2 separate regions of the Homo sapiens genome follow, and region 2 is linked to region 1. Evidence: read pairs that join two places in POLR2A ChIA-PET (ENCODE). Cell type or tissue: OCI-LY7. All regions are shown on one strand.

Region 1 (8,000 bases):
GGTATCTAAATATCTGTTAGTCTTTCCTGGAACCTCTGACCCTGTTTGTAGCAATCTCTGTGTTCAAGAAATAAGGAGCTCTTATTAACAAGGTCTGTGACTCTTCATGGTATGAGGAGAGGTCAGGACACTCTGGTAGGACAAATGAACTCATGCATCCATACTGAAGTGAAAGAGGAGGATCACAAACAAAAAAGCAGGACACAATTTCCATAATAGGAGGGAAGGGATGCTAGGCAAGAATCAGCTCACCACTGTGAGACATGGTTAAGCCCTGTCCTTAGTCTATGCTTCTCAAAGTCACATGAAAGTCAACTAACTGAGCCAATTTGGCCAGAGCAGTTCTGGTTTTAGCACTGATAATTCTGTATCTTAGAAAACTCTGAAGTTCTAGGCAAACCATTCTGGTGAGTCACCCTAGGTATATATTCAAGACTCCAAAAATTAACAAGAAGCATCTTCGGGACACATCAAATTTGCTAAATAATAAGCATTTTTATTGAAAATGTATTTTGTATTAAACTTATGGATATATTTTATGGTGTAGAATGTGAAATTCTCATGAATTTCTATTATAAAGTTGAAACTTCCACAATATACACTCTGGTTTCAAAGCTGCTTTAGCTATTAAAAACCACTTGGATGCCATTTTAAAAAATGATTGCATTAAAGCATTTGTGCCTGTAGACACAGGTACACAAAGATTTGCAGGAATATAATATTTACAATGATGCAAAATGACATAAGAAGTTTTAATTCAGTTTATTAATAGAAAAGAAAACTAGACAAATGATACAAAGATAGTGATATTCATTTGTAAACAGAATTAAAAGGAAATAATTGGACATGTAGTAATCATTTACAAATCATTATAACGTATAATTTCAGCTGGATGCAGTGGCTCATAACTGTAGTCCCAACACTTTGGGAGGCTGAGGCAGGTGGATTGCTTGAGGTCAGGAGTTTGAGACCAGCCTGACCTACATGGTGAAACCCCATATCTACTAAAAATACAAAAATTAGCCGGGAGTGATGGCAGGCACCTGCAATCCCAGCTACGTGGGAGGCTGAGGCAGGAGAGTTGCTTGAACCTGGGTGCGGAGTTTGCAGTGAGCCACAATCGAGCTACTGCACTCCAGCCTGGATGACAAAGCGAGACTCTGTCTCAAAAAAAAAAATGTATAATTTCAACTGGAAAAAAGATGCATCAAAGGAAGATGGAGATCACTCTAGGACTATTTGTTGGAAACGTAGATATTGGTTTTTAAAAACAGGATTATTTCCTTGCTACCCTCATGGACCCTGACCATATCATGCCCTAAATTATGGTCATAATTTAGCCATGTTATTACCTGGGTTTGGAATACTCTTGTACCCTTGCCTGTTTGATGAATTCCTAACAATTTTTCCAACCACAGCTTGAATAGACTTCTCTCTGTGACGATATCCCTGACTCCCCTAGTCCCCCTCCATTTCTGAAACTCTGCAAACTCACTCTATTATAACACTTATCACATTTTATTAGAGTTGTTTTTCAGGGTTTCCATTAGACTGTGACATTCTTAAACCCAGAAAATTAGCCTTTCTGAGATTATTATCCCAGAACCAAGCATAGGCCTATATCACAGAGTCACTCATCGAAAGAGGTTCGTGAAATGAAGAATGAAAGAATGAATATGACAGTATGAAGTCAGTACAGATTAGAAACAATGTATTTTGCTTGACATATTTAAAATAAGCAAGAGGTTACTCTGGAGTTTTTTTCCACTATATTTTTCATTATTATTATATAATTTTACAAAGCCAGGTTTTCCAGCTCTTTTACTTTAAAGTTTCTACCGATTATTGTGGGAGAACATGAATACCTTCCTATATCAGTTCCTTGAGATGGTTTTCAGAATAATCAATACAGGAAATAGATTTTCTTTTATTTGGTGTAATCCAAAAAAATAGCTGGTGACTAAAGAGATAGTCACTCCTGACAATGGCTACAGCTATTGCAGAACAGCAATGCTAATGTGTTAACCAGTCATCTCGAAGCACATCACAGAGAACTGAAACGTTTTCTACTAGCCCCTTCTTAAAGGGTCTACCTCATATCCTTCTGATTTTGCCCCTATTTTGCCAGTCAACAAAGGGAATAGAAGTTTCTGTTGCATCTCCTTTTTATATTCTATAACGTAGACCAACCTTCCCCACAAAAAAGGAATGAGTTTTGAATATTACTATTCATTTCAAATTTCTTAAGGCCAAAACAATCTCATCAATCTTTTTGTTCTTCCAAATATGAGATAAGACTAAACTCTGTGATACTTGAGAAGTTTTCTAAAGTTGGATGAAAAGCCAAATGGCAGTAGTTATCATCTCCGATACCTTACAAAGCCAAAGGCACGTCAGTCTTAATGTTGCAAAAGGAGAGTCATAAAACTACAAAGGATGAGAACGGTGGTCTAACGGAACAAAGAAAACTGTATAAATACCAGCACAACCATCAAGGTGTTGGTGATGAAATCGAATAAAGAGAAGACCAGATTCCTGAGCTTTTACTTTTGTGTTTACTTTTGTACTCAACAATATACTGGTACTCAGTACAGCTTGCCTGCAACTCTGCACACTTGGCATGAAGAAATGGCTTTCCTGAGAGGTTCCAAGAGGGGACAGGCCTACCTATGGTCTTGCGTAGTCTCATTGGAACTATTAAATATACTCTTCTCAGCTATCACTTGGCTTTTACTTTTTTCCTTTTCTCATTCTCTGGCTTCAGCCTCCAATAATGTTGGTTGCTGCTGGAGCCACCAGCAATGCTACAGTAAGATAACCCACTGATGTTTCTCTCCTTAGTAGCACCTAAGGCCGAAGCTACATCGTGCCAAAGCCTGGCTGAGATTAATTGGCCTCTTTGTGCAAAAGCAATCATGCTGAGCTGAAGGATGTTAACACTATGAGTGTGTTAATGTCCTCCATATGGATTGCTGTCTTGCGTTCTCACCAGAAATGAGGATATTGCTTTGCTCTATGTAGTATACGGATTGCAAAGCAGGCAGGGCCCACAAGTTTTACAGGGCTATTAATTAGCCATATCATAGGTTTTACTTGTTTTTCTCTCTTCTTTGAATTCTATTTCCATGAGTGCAACAGACACTCAAATTACTTCCAAATCCCGTAATTATAGTCATTTCTCCTGATTAACAAACAACTTTACAATTAGGCCAAGGCTGTGGGCTTGAACTTTCCTTCCTCAGAATGTTTCTCAAGAAGTTCTTCCTGCAGTGGGCCAGTTTTCTAAAAGTCCATTTATTTCTGAATCCAAGTATAAGTAAGATGTAATGTACCACTTTGTAGATGAGAAGACGTCATTTAGAAAGCTTGCTAACTTATCCAAGATCACAGAGATGTATGGCTGTAAAACCACACAGCCATAAAACTTCCCCTTTTCACTTTTGCTTTGATATTCACAGGATGTGCATGTAGCTAAGAGAATAACCTTCAGAAATACATCAGAAGTGCTAAGCAGTGGCCTTATGTTTCATTTTATTGTGAAAAGACGTTGGTAATAGTCACGTGACAAGTGGCGGGGAAAAGATGTCCAAAGTCAATGACTTAAGGAAATGGTCACTCCTGACAATGGCTGGAATAGTCACATGGCAACGGTGCTATGACATCAACCCATTCTGTCAAAGCATCACGTAAAAACTGAAACAGAGGTCCAGTTTGTAGGAATGAGAAGGGTGGGGGTGGGGGGAATAAAAGAAAAGAGCCAATACTGCTTTACAAAATATACAATGTGAAGTACAACTCTATTGGGATTGTGAGAGAAGAGGCCTTCCAATTTGGAAAAATGTTCCTTTTTTCTCCTTAACAGTTTAGATCAGGGTTTGCAAACCTAAATATCTACAGTTGTCAAGCAACTATTGTCAACAGGCTAAGGTAGTAGAATGTAAAAAGCAAGAGAGAAGCTGGGCGCAGTGCTTCACGCCTGTAATCCCAGCATTTTGGGAGGCCGAGGCAGGTGGATTGCCTGAGCTCAGGAGTTTGAGACCACCCAGAGCAACATGGTGAAACCCCGTCACTACTAAAAGTACAAAATAAAATAAAATAAGATAAGATAAAATAAAATAACCAGGTGTGATGGTGCGCACCTGTAGCCCCAGCTACTTGGAAGGCTGAGGCAGGAGAGTTGCTTGAGCCCCAGAGGCAAAAGTTGCAGTGAGCTGAGACTGTGCCACTGCACTCCAGCTTGGGCCACAGAGTGAGACTCTGTCTCATAAGAAAAAAAAAATGAAGAAAGAAAGAGAGAAACAGTGACTGTCAAAGAGGATCATCTGCCGCATCTAGAGAGTCAATGACTACTCACCTCTAGCTAATTACTTGCATTGGGATAAGGTCCCATATTTCCAGGGCTCCTGGTTAGTATGGAAAAGCTGGAATAATGAAGTTTTATGGTGAAATCTCCTGATTTTTAAATGTTGGCTCCTTGTGAAACAGATTGTGTAGGCTTTAAGCCAAACATAACATAAATGTTGTTCAGAAATGGCCTGACCAGTTTGCAAGCTCTATTTACATTCTGCTGACTCTGCTAATTGTCCTCCATTGTTAGAGGTATGCACATATCTTCCAAATACGCAGATGTATGTTGTAAGTCCATGTTAATTTCTCAGTTATCCATTTGATAATATGAGGAAAAGAGTATGCCTGCAAGTGGCTGTACTGGGAAACATTAGAGAGATCAGACCCGATTGCTTATTTCTGGCTGACATCATTATAGAACACTTAGAATGCCAGAAGTCCACTCTAACACACTGACTGCCATTCCAGCCTCTCCTTTTACTCTTTCTTCCCACCTCTGCACTTGTACCCAAAAGAAGTGGTATTTTAGAATGGTATTTCTAATTTAAGGCAACAGGAGGATGGATGAAAATAACCTTTGTGCATAAGGGGTAGACTCTCTGGATAGTGGGTGGAGAGTCTAATGGCAGAATTTGGAAAGAAGCAATTTTATGAAGTAGCTATTACTAAGGAAACAGTATCAAAGTTAGGTAACCATCAAGCAAATCCCCAACCTTCTAAAACTTTTAAGTTCATGGGTGGTTTGCCTTGGGATGATAACTGAAAGCATATTAAATATGCAGTTCAAAGTTGCTTCCCTCCTACCTTATAGATCCTTTGTTTCACCAATCCTTCAGAAAGTTTGATGTTCCCTTCAGCATTGAATGGTGCAGGTGTAAAGTATAAAGGGTCAAAAAAGCTATGACTGCTTCATATTCAATCTCCCACTACTACTTTCAGAGAAGGAGCAATGTTCCACCAGGGAGACCATGCCCATACATTCTAGGCGGTGGCCTCAGTAGAATGGCAAGTAATGGTAGGAGAATTTCTGGGGAGACAGTCCAGCAGAGACATAAGTCCAAGCCACTGGTTTACAAACAGGTGCAGCACCAGGCAAGGTGATCTCTGGAAGAGAGGAAGACTAATGCTTTTGTTTCATTGGTTTGTCTCCTAATAGCGAGGTGGAATCATAGCTGTCATAATCACTACAGCATTTGGGATTTGGAAAAGCAACAGGTTGTAACTGTGGGTATGAATGGAGCTTTATGAGTGAGCAAATGGATCAAATCAAGGGGCTCCGAATCAAGCCTGGCCTGACAGAACTTGCATTTCCTTCACAGCCACCAACAGAAGAGAAATCAACTTCTACATTTACTCTAAGGATGAAATAGTGTCATCTAGTGGCAGTTGAAATTTGTTTGTTACTTCAAAATCATTGGATAAGTTAGGATTGTAATGCTAAGAAGTCTATACACTATTTCAGATAATATCAGAAACCTTATTTTTAAACTTCTATTTTTATATCATAACGAAGCAAGTAATTATCCCAATATTTTATATTAAGGTTATTATCTTTCCCATTATATAGAGAACATCACATTATAGTCCTCTCTGCTCCCTGCCTCTCTCCAACAACAACAACAACAACAAACTCTCAGCTAGGTACCACTATAAATTTGACAATAGAGATTTTAGGGCCAGGTGCAGTACCTGATATCTGTAATCCCAGCTCAGGAGGCTGAGGTGGGAGAACCGCTAGTAGACAAGAGTTCCAGACCAGCCTGGGCAGCATAGCAAGATCCTGTCTCTAACAAAAGAAAAAAACAGCCAGATGTGGTATTGTGTGCCTGTAGTCCTCGCTACTCGAGAGACTGAGGCAGGAGGATCCTTTGAGCCTAGGTGATTGAAGCTACAGTGAGCTATGACTGCATCACTGCACTCCAACCTGGGTGACAGAGCAAGAACCTGTCTCTAAAATCCTCTTTTTTTTTTTTTTTGAGATGGAGTGTTGCTGTCACCCAGGCTGGAGTGCAGTGATGCAATCTCACTGCAAGCTCCAGCTCCAGAGTTCAAGCGATTCTCCTGCCTCAGCCTCCCGAGTAGCTGGAATTACAGGCACCTGCCACCATGCCCGGCTAACTTTTTGTATTTTTAGTAGAGACGAGGTTTCACCATGTTGGCCAGGATGGTCTCGAACTCCTGACCTCGTTATCTGCCTTCCTCAGCCTCCCAAAGTGCTGGGATTACAGGTGTGAGCCACAGTGCCAGCCAGCCCTAAAATCCTCTTTTAATATCTTGATAACTATGAGACTGTAAGATGATTGTAGTTTATTATCATGCCAATGTGCTATTTTAAGCCAAGCCTTGAAAACCATGTCAGTCTCCTTATACCCTAAGATTATCTTTTTATTTCCCTACATGTAGTAAACCTATATGTGATGTTGGTTAAAAATCAAGTCAATTAAATCTAAAGTCTACATATTTGCCGACTCAATGAGTATGCTCTATATTCAGAGCTAGCTACCCAAACATCGCCAACATAACGTGTTGAAAAGACATGGAATTCTATGCACTGACTATGGCGCACCCTTCTGCTGTGTGATTCTAGCCCTGTACATGATCTTTAGCTGTTTTGCCTTTTTAAAATTGTAGATCTGATAGATAACATAAAATTTTTCCTGTGTGGTAAAGACTTAACTGACTTATCCCCTTCTCCCAAAACAGTTTTTGCCTTCATTTGAAATTCATTTAAATATTCATTTATGGCCAGGAGCGGTGGCTCACGCCTGTAATCGCAGCACTTTGGGAGGCCGAGGCAGGCGGATCATGAGGTCAGGAGATCGAGACCATCGTGGCTAACACGGTGAAACCCCCTCTCCATTCAAAATACAAAAAAAATTGGCGGGGCGTGGTGGCGGGTGCCTGTAGTCCCACCTACACGGGAGGCGGAGGCAGGAGAATCCCTTGAACCCGAGAGGCGGAGGTTGCAGTGAGCCAAGATTGCGCCACTGCACTGCGGCCTGGGCGACAGAGTGAGACTCCATCTCAATAAATAAATAAATAAATAAATAAATAAATAAATAAATAAATACAAATATTCATTTACATGACATACAGATTTGTGAGGTTTGGAATTTTCATTTGAACTGCTTATAACATCTGCTTGATTCCCTCATATATGTGTAAAATGCTTCTAACTGGGGAAATGACATATTGATTGAAAAAGAAATCTCTCAAAATTTAACCATGTTTTCATGAACTGGAGAGACAAGTCCCTTTATGTAACTAAAACGGCCATACTAAAATGCTCTAGCAATGAAAGAGTTAGAGAATACTTATAAATTAATCCCTAAGGATCTTTCCTCATGATCTCCCTCTATATTTCAACTTTAAAATAAATTATTATTTAATGTAGAGGTTTGAAAACCTAAATATAATCATCTCCTTAGCATTAATTTATCAAACAGAAGGTTAACATTTTTAACATTCATTTAACAAAGCAATTTATCTGAGTGGCAAATATTAGACATTTATTGAATTACTTGCTTATTTACTTAGGTACTGAGGCCACACTGTCCTTTTGAGAATTTTTTTTTACATTTCAATATTAATTTCTCCAGAAGCAAATTTGGGTGAGCTGCTTTCTTATTTCTCTTTCATTCCCCTAAGAAAAA
Region 2 (8,000 bases), 270 kb after region 1:
AAGTTTGAATCTGTATTTTAGAAAGAAAAAATAAAATTAGATCATTTGGATAAGAAGGAAAAATATTACCAATGCTCAGCCTGCCTGTGAATATTTCATGTACAATTTCAAATAATATATCCATATTTTATTATAGCAGAGAGAAACATATGTTTAAAAAGTGAATTACGTGTGTTATGATTTGAAAAGGTCATATCAAAATTATTGGTAACCTGTGGTTGCTTTTTGCCGTCATAACTCTTTTTATAAGGACTTTTATAAAAGTCAGAAAATATTAACAATTATAAGAGTTTCTTTGGTGGTGATATTTAAATATTTTCTCTTGAGATTGAGTTTCTATCTTTTGACAACTCTGATCATTTTGGCCAGGCTAGTCTTTTTTAGGGTCTTTCTTAGGTTAATATCTTGGCAATGTTCTCTGCCATTTCTAGCCTGATTTCATCTGCCTTTTTAATACCCCGTGATTTAAATGGTTGTGGAGATTGAACGATCTGAACTTGTGTGAAAGTACCTGTCTGAACAGTTAAAGCTGATCATATACTTGGGGAATTTATCTAATTTGCCTTTCTATGACCATGAAATTTACTTTTAGCTTAAGTTTTGGTAATTATTGGATTTAGAAATAGGCTAAGAATTAGTTCTGTAGGTACCTTTTTAGGAAATAGAGTGTACCATCGGAAGAGTCTTATGCTGAATTTCATGTGTATTTTTAAGTCTTTGTGTAATTTTTAAAAATCTGCTTAAGGGAATTTAGGTCTACTGTGAGGGTAGTAATTTTGTGTATCCAGAGAATTATAGTGAAATTTCCTGGTATCTATGGTATTTATATATTACCAATCTCATTATTTGTAGTTTCTTCAGATTTTCTTAATGCTGCTGCTACTACTACTTGAAATTGTTGCTGTTCTTGTAAACAGCAGTCCTAGACTTAGTTCTAAAGGAGTGATTCTTAGTGGTTACACATAATTAATAATGGAATGTAACAAATGTGTTACTACCAGTGTGGAAACTCATATAGTAAAATGAGTTAACTTAACAATTAACATAATACTTAAAAATCCAAATATTAACTCCGCTTATTTCTTGGTATTGGCACCAGTCTTGTTAATTCTGGTGAAGTTCTTGTCCTCTTTGGGAGACTGAATTGAGCCACATTGGTGTCATTTGCATCTTTGAGAGACATTTTAATGTCTACTTGCATGTGACCAAAAGTGACATGTACAATTTATTATACTTGGTTAATTATTGAGCCTTGTTTATGTTTGCATATTGTTAAATTTAAATGGTGGTGATTGTTTATACTTTAGAGCTCCAGTGGAATTGTATTTGCTTGAAATATCGAGTCCTCTTTTTTTTTTTTTTAACTTAGTTGATGTTACAGAAAACCAAATTTTGGATTTGTTCTTTTCTTACTAGTCAAAGTATCTCAGCTAGTAATCCTTGGAGGAGTATGGGAGGATGCCAGTAATCTCATACTGACATTTTTTTGTTTTGGAATAAGCTGGATTTCACAATGTATTTATCTTCTGCATATTTTTATTAAATTAGTGGCACATTATGTTTCTGGGCCGCCTCTTTTCTACTTTAGTATTACTGTTATGGATAAATAACCTAAGAATAATTAAGATCTATTTAAAAGTGATATACTGCTCATAAATTTATATTTTCCTTAATTTACTTACATCTAGAGAATATATTTGATTGGAATGTTAAGCAGTTGTTTCTTTATTTATCAGCAGAATATTCAACAAAAAATAATGTAAGTATATCTAATTAGAAGTATTTTAATAGCTATTTAAAGTCTTACTCTTTACGAAAGAATACACATTTTTATATATTTAAAATATCTGACCTGAGTTACCTAGCAAAACATCACAAGCCAGTGGAGGTAGCTGTGTTATGAAAACATTTGATCTTTTGGGAGCCTTTTTGTTGTTGTTGTTGTTTGTTTGTTTGTTTTCTGTTTGTTCTATTTAGCTCTCTAGCATTGGGGTCTCCAGAATGGAGACTTGCTATATGAACAGACGTTAATGTTCATATTCAGCCCTTAAGTCAGATAGATGGGCACATGCCTTCTACAATATGCAGATATTCTGGAGGAAAGGAGGAATTCTGTAGGTCAAGAAGTTCACCATGCTACCTAGTATTTATTCATTTGCTTTCAGCATGTTGTAAAATATTGCAGTATATGCAATACATAAGTGGATTATATTATAAAATTTTAGCCAATCCTTTCAAAATGGAAAAGTGGCTTAAAAAGATTTCTGCAAAGAAATCACAGATTGAAGATAATGCTAATAATCCATGCATATGTAAACAGTAGGAAAATGGTGGAGCTCATACTTGTATTCCTCTTCTGAGCTGCTGTGTCACACTGAAGGATTAAAAAAACACAAAGACAACCTAGATAGATCTGATAACTTGGCTGAGACACTGTCAATGATATTAATTAACAATAGTAAGATCAGAAAGATATTGCTGAACTATCAACTAGGAAATGGAGTGGGTAGCCGGTAGTATTGCCACCACTCAGCTGTTTCCTTTTTTTTTTTACTTTTTTTTTTTTTTTTAAGACAGAGTCTCGTGCTTGTAGCCCGGGCTGGAGTACAGTAGCGCCGTCAATCTCAGCTCACTGCAAGCTTTGCCTCCTAGATTCAAGCAGTTCTCCTGCCTCAGCCTCCTGAGTAGCTGGGATTACAGGCGCCTGCCACCATTCCCAGCTAATTTTTGTATTTTTAGTAGAGACGGTTTCACCATGTTGGCTAGGCTGGTCTCGAACTCCTAACCTCAGGTCATCCGCATGCCTCGTCCTCCCAAAGTGCTAGGATTACAGGCATAAGCCACCGCGCCCGGCCGTTGTTTACTCTTTAAGCTAAAATATTCTCTCTCCACAGCTGCAATTAGAGAGCTGCATGGTGACCTACTTGAATCAACAAAATTTGAGACCTGTGATTATAATTCTCATTATGACTATATATAATCAAAAGCTGTAAAGATTGTTAATAATTTTCAAACCTTCTGAGATTATTTTAAAATCCATCTTAGTACCAGATACCTTTCTTTAAAAAAAAAAAAAAAAAGAACATGGTGCAAGGTGTTTTTGGTAGTCTACATTAAGCCATATAGCTACAATTAATTAATATCCTTACCTATTGAGAACAATTTGCCTTTGTTTTAGGGTTGCATGGGATTCATTAATCTGAGTATCTGAGTACTTGAACTGGTTTTTTGTTGTTGTTGTTGTTTTTATTTATTTATTTTTAACACGGAGTTTTACTCTTGTTGTCCAGGCTGGAGTACAGTAGTATGATCTCGGCTCACTGCAACCTCCACATCCTGGGTTCAAGTGATTCCCCTGCCTCAGCCCCCCAAGTAGCTGGGATTACAGGCACCCACCACCATGCTAATAACTTTCAATCATAAACTAATAGTTTTAATAGGTTTTGATATAATGGTTTAATAGCTTTTAATTATAAAACTTATTATGAATTATAATTTGTGATTTAAAAAACTAGTTCAGGCCGGGCACAGTGGCTCACACCTGTAATCCCAGCACTTTGGGAGGCTGAGGCAGGTGGACCACCTGAGGTCAGGAGTTCCAGACCAGCCTGGCCAACATGGTGAAACCCCATCTCTGCTAAAAATACAAAAAATTAGCCAGGCGTAGTGGTGCGCGCCTGTAATCCTAGCTACTTGGGAGGCTGAGGCAGGAGAATCGCATGAACCTGGGAGGTGGAGGTTGCAGTGAGCTGAGATTGTGCCATTGTACTCCACCCTGGTTGACAGAGCAAGACTCTATCTCCAAAAAAAAAAGGAAGAAATAACTGCTCTACATTTCTTTTTAGTTAATGTAGTCATCATATACTGAGTAATTGGCCTTAAAAGCGAATAGATGCTAACTTAATAAGAGCAAATTCCTTGGGATTTAGTAGTGGCCACAAATTTTTTTTATTTCCATTTCATACTTTTAATTTTCTAAATGGAACTTATTTGTAATATGTTGAAAGAGTAGCTTAAAAGAATTGTCTGACCTCTAGAATTTTGCCTTGATGAGACAACAATGCATGTATTTTCTTAATTAAAGGGAAAAAAGATCTTTAAAAGGCTTCATTTCTTTAGTGATTTCTTAAAGCTTTTGTAAAGAAATCTTGGAGAAGATTTCTTATAAATTTTCATGACATAATTAATCAGCAGTAACCTGTATTAGCAGTGTGATGGAACAGGGATTGGCTCTTGTCTGTTTTCCTGGCACCATTTAGGATCCATGCTGAGCTGGAGGGTCTTAGAAATTTTATAGGGAAAAGTGATTTAAAAGAATACTTCCCTTCTAGGGATTTAATTCATCTGTTCCTCCAAAGGCCTCACTTTTTGGAGATCTTATAGATCAAAAACCTTGCATTAAGTTATGAAGGCACTAAGTAATACAGTTGAGTTAGCAGAAGGAATGAACTCCTTCAGGGAATTGTCATTCTTCTCTCTGAGAAAAGTTTGCCCCTTTTTTGTATCTCTCTCTTTGCTATCATTTGTATGCATTAAGATTTCAGCAAGCTCCTCAAGTTGAATTCATTAACATGTCAAACTATTTGCTTACTAATACTTTTAATTTGAAGTGATAAGATGGTATTTCTGATGAGTTATCTAATTAATTTTCATTTTAATATAGGCTCTGAACCAAGTTGTCCTATGGGACAAGATTGTTTTGAGAGGTGATAATCCGAAGCTGCTGCTGAAAGATATGAAAACAAAATATTTTTTCTTTGACGATGGAAATGGTCTCAAGTGAGCAATTCTTGGTCATTTTTTTACATTTAATAAGAGGTGAAAAAGAGAGAAAGATGTATTTTTATTTTAAAGAAAAATACTTGAGAGTAAAAGGAGAAAAATTGGGAAAGAAGTATTTATGCATATCTGAACTGAAAGATTGGGTGGAAATGCAAAGTGAGATCTAAGATAAGCAATTCTCTTGCAGTTTCTGAAATGTCATAGTCAAACTAATAAAGCTTCTATCCTAAGCGTGTACAAGGAATACGGGCTTGTTCAGATGCGGTAGGGCTGTGGTGGTCAAATCAAAGGGCTCCTTTCTGAGCGTGAGTCGGGAAACCTTAGAAGCAGCATGTTGGGTCTAGGAGTTGATAATAGTTAAAAGAAGTAGTATTGGTTCTCCAAACGTGACTTCTCTAAAGCTCATTTTAGTCAGTGTGATTGATCTCTCAGGTTATTTTTACCTCTTAGACTCTAGTGGTAAACATTGGAAATAATTTTAGAAGAAAGCTATTTCGACCAAGCCAAACGTCTGTATTTGCAATGAAAATTTCAGAACATGAGAATTTTGTTAAGGTTTGTCCATCTAGATAATTGACAGAGTTAGGCTTCAAATCATTGCTCTGATTCTTAGCTCGTCTCTTTTTACATTTACTGTTTTAATCATTTAAACTTTTCGGTTGATGGTTCTAACTGCAGCTGTGAGTTTAGATGGGTCATCCTGGGATATCAGTAAATGTAGTGCCCCTGTCTTCTAGCATTGTCCTTGGATTTTAAGTGACATGAGAAAATAGTTCTTTTTGCAGATTAACATATTAGGATTTCTGTTAGGAATAGATGGTTATAAATAAAGTATTTGACATCTCAGTGTTTGTCTTAAAATTTTTTTTGAACTACTAGTGTCTCTGATGACTTGTGTTTATTATATCTTTTTATAGGGGAAACAGGAATGTCACTTTGACCCTGTCTTGGAACGTCGTACCAAATGCTGGAATTCTACCTCTTGTGACAGGATCAGGACACGTATCTGTCCCATTTCCAGATACATATGAAATAACGAAGAGTTATTAAATTATTCTGAATTTGAAACAACATATTTTTATACTTAATGAATTGTATCTCATTAATCTCTTCCCTTACATCTTCATGTATTGTTGGTTTGTTTTTTGGTTTTGGGTTTTTTTTTTTTTTTTTTTGGTATAAGAACTAACATCAAAAGGCCTGTTTAAAGGGAAAGGTTAATGGGCTACTTAATATTATGAACAAAACAAAAAAACAAGGCTGCCACAGTGGAATATTATCTTACAAGAATAAGAACTACATAAAACAGATTTGTAAAAAATACATATTTGAAGTATTCCCTGTATTTCCATTATTCTTTATGGAATATAAAGTAAGCATGAAAGGTAGTTAAAACTTTCAGGTGCCTGTAGAGTCATAATAACTGTATTTTATGCCTTGCATTCACGCAAATTCACATTGGATGTGATTTAAAAGTAGACATTCTCTTTTTCCTCTTTTAGGATATGTTTGATTACTGGAAAATTAATATGGTTATTTGTTAGAAGTCTGGTTTATAAAAAAGCCAAAAGTGATGGAATTTATTCCATTTGTCTTAGGAAGGCCCATAATACTTGTTTTTCTTACATGTGACTAGCAACTTTCTCCACTTAAAGACTAAATACCTCTTTATATGATGTAAATTATTCTAATTCATTTTAAAATCTTTTAGGTCAGCAAAATGTGTGTCTTCAGTGCTTTCTCTAAAAACGTTCCTTTATAGCTTTGTACTTTTTTTTTTAGCGTTGCCATTGAAAGTTAAAATGTTTGCATGGTTTACCCTCTGAGTTATGTTTCTTCTAGTGAGCATGCCTGCTGTCACTAAGTGAATTATTTACTACTTTTTGTAGGTCTATATTTTAATAATTATTGGGATAATAATAATTGTGGTATGCTTTCCATTTACAAACCACTCATATACTTTAGTGTATGTCATCCTCAATAATCTAATGAGGTAAGTAGTATAAGTGTTAGCTCTTTGCAGATAAGAAACTGAAACCCAGAAGTTTATTGAATTGCTTCATTGTTACCTAGCCAGCAAGGAGTGGAATTAAAACTTGAACTCAGATCTTCTAATTTTCTGAGCTCATCCTTTCTCTTATACCTCAGATTGCAGACTAATCAAATTTTACTTAAAACCTTCCTGATATTTTTGTTACCCTGGACACCCTTTCTATTCTAGAAAAGGTTTCCCATTTTATATGGAAGTGACTAATTTTCAAGCTGCCAACAACTTATATCGAGGTAATATTTTATTCTCTGAATAAATTCATTTCACTTATATTAAAAGCATAAGGAAATCTACATGTATGTAAAAATAACTTAGAAATTCAGTACATAATACATGATTGAATACATGATCGTATTTAACATGTTTTTTTTTTCTGCAGTGGACAAATAAACATCCTCAAAGTAGCAACTGCAAATCAGTTACCCTTAGAAAAGCAAGACCAAACACTGTAGTTACACTATTAGCAGTGACCAAAAAGGGCTAATATTTTCTAAGAATAGTTTAAATTACAGACATTTGTTATATTTACCTTATGTGAAATACATCACTATTTAATTACATTAATTTTAACATCTGTTGTGTGGAGTTGTATAGTTCATGCAAAAGCCTGTGGGTATGGGTTTTTCAAACCAGCAGAAAGGTCAAAGGTACCTGAATGCTAAACTGCCTGGCTCCCAGCTTTTTCATTAAACTTTTCAGGGTCTTGGTTTCTTTATCTGTAAAATGACAGAGTTGGACCAGTTAACTTTAATGGCCATCCTTTTACACCACACAAGTTGATAAAATTTATCTGTTCAGCAAAGAGATTGAACAAAAAAGCACGTTAGTAATATGAAGACAGGAAAACGAATGAAAGTCTAACACATAACTCATATTGATTTACTTTATTTCTGTTAGATTTTACACTCTGAAAATTTCACCTCATTTAGTTTGTACAAATACTAGACATGGAAACTTAAAATGTGCAGGTGTCAAAGCTTAAAAATCAGGTGTGTCCTCTTTAAAGGCATGTGCGATAAGCCTGCAGTCTTAACCAGACCTGGTACCAGTTTAACAGTTCATGATACTTCTGTGATGAGTGGATCTGTTAGTCTGGTAGAGATTAATGTTGAAATTTACTTGAATTACAGTTATTTGACAAGCCCACTTTTTTTGGAGTTTGGTGAGG

What was found. ChIA-PET counts read pairs that join two places held together with the same protein. Peaks named below come from ENCODE experiments on the same cell type or tissue, not always from the same donor. Only the 100,000 strongest peaks of a DNase experiment are listed, where the experiment ranks them.
Region 2: POLR2A ChIA-PET joins it to region 1 with 7 read pairs; 5 of 35 experiments call an interaction of 5 or more read pairs at or near these places.

What each region holds. Positions count from the first base shown.
Region 1 is chr4:176,049,429-176,057,428 of GRCh38, forward strand. No RefSeq gene overlaps it. Among named protein-coding and RNA genes, the nearest start is that of WDR17, 12 kb to the right of the region's middle. In OCI-LY7, CTCF peaks have their summits at 5,723 (motif pointing left) and 5,928; DNase peaks (open chromatin) are centred at 3,433 and 5,693.
Region 2 is chr4:176,322,499-176,330,498 of GRCh38, forward strand. It overlaps SPCS3 (signal peptidase complex subunit 3), which reads left to right. Exons shown (of 5, transcript NM_021928.4): 3 at 1,683-1,759; 4 at 4,664-4,779; 5 at 5,700-8,000. The coding sequence ends at 5,832. Among named protein-coding and RNA genes, the nearest start is that of SPCS3-AS1, 6.0 kb to the left of the region's middle. In OCI-LY7, no CTCF peak of the experiment used is centred here; no DNase peak of the experiment used is centred here; H3K4me3 peaks cover 1,578 bases.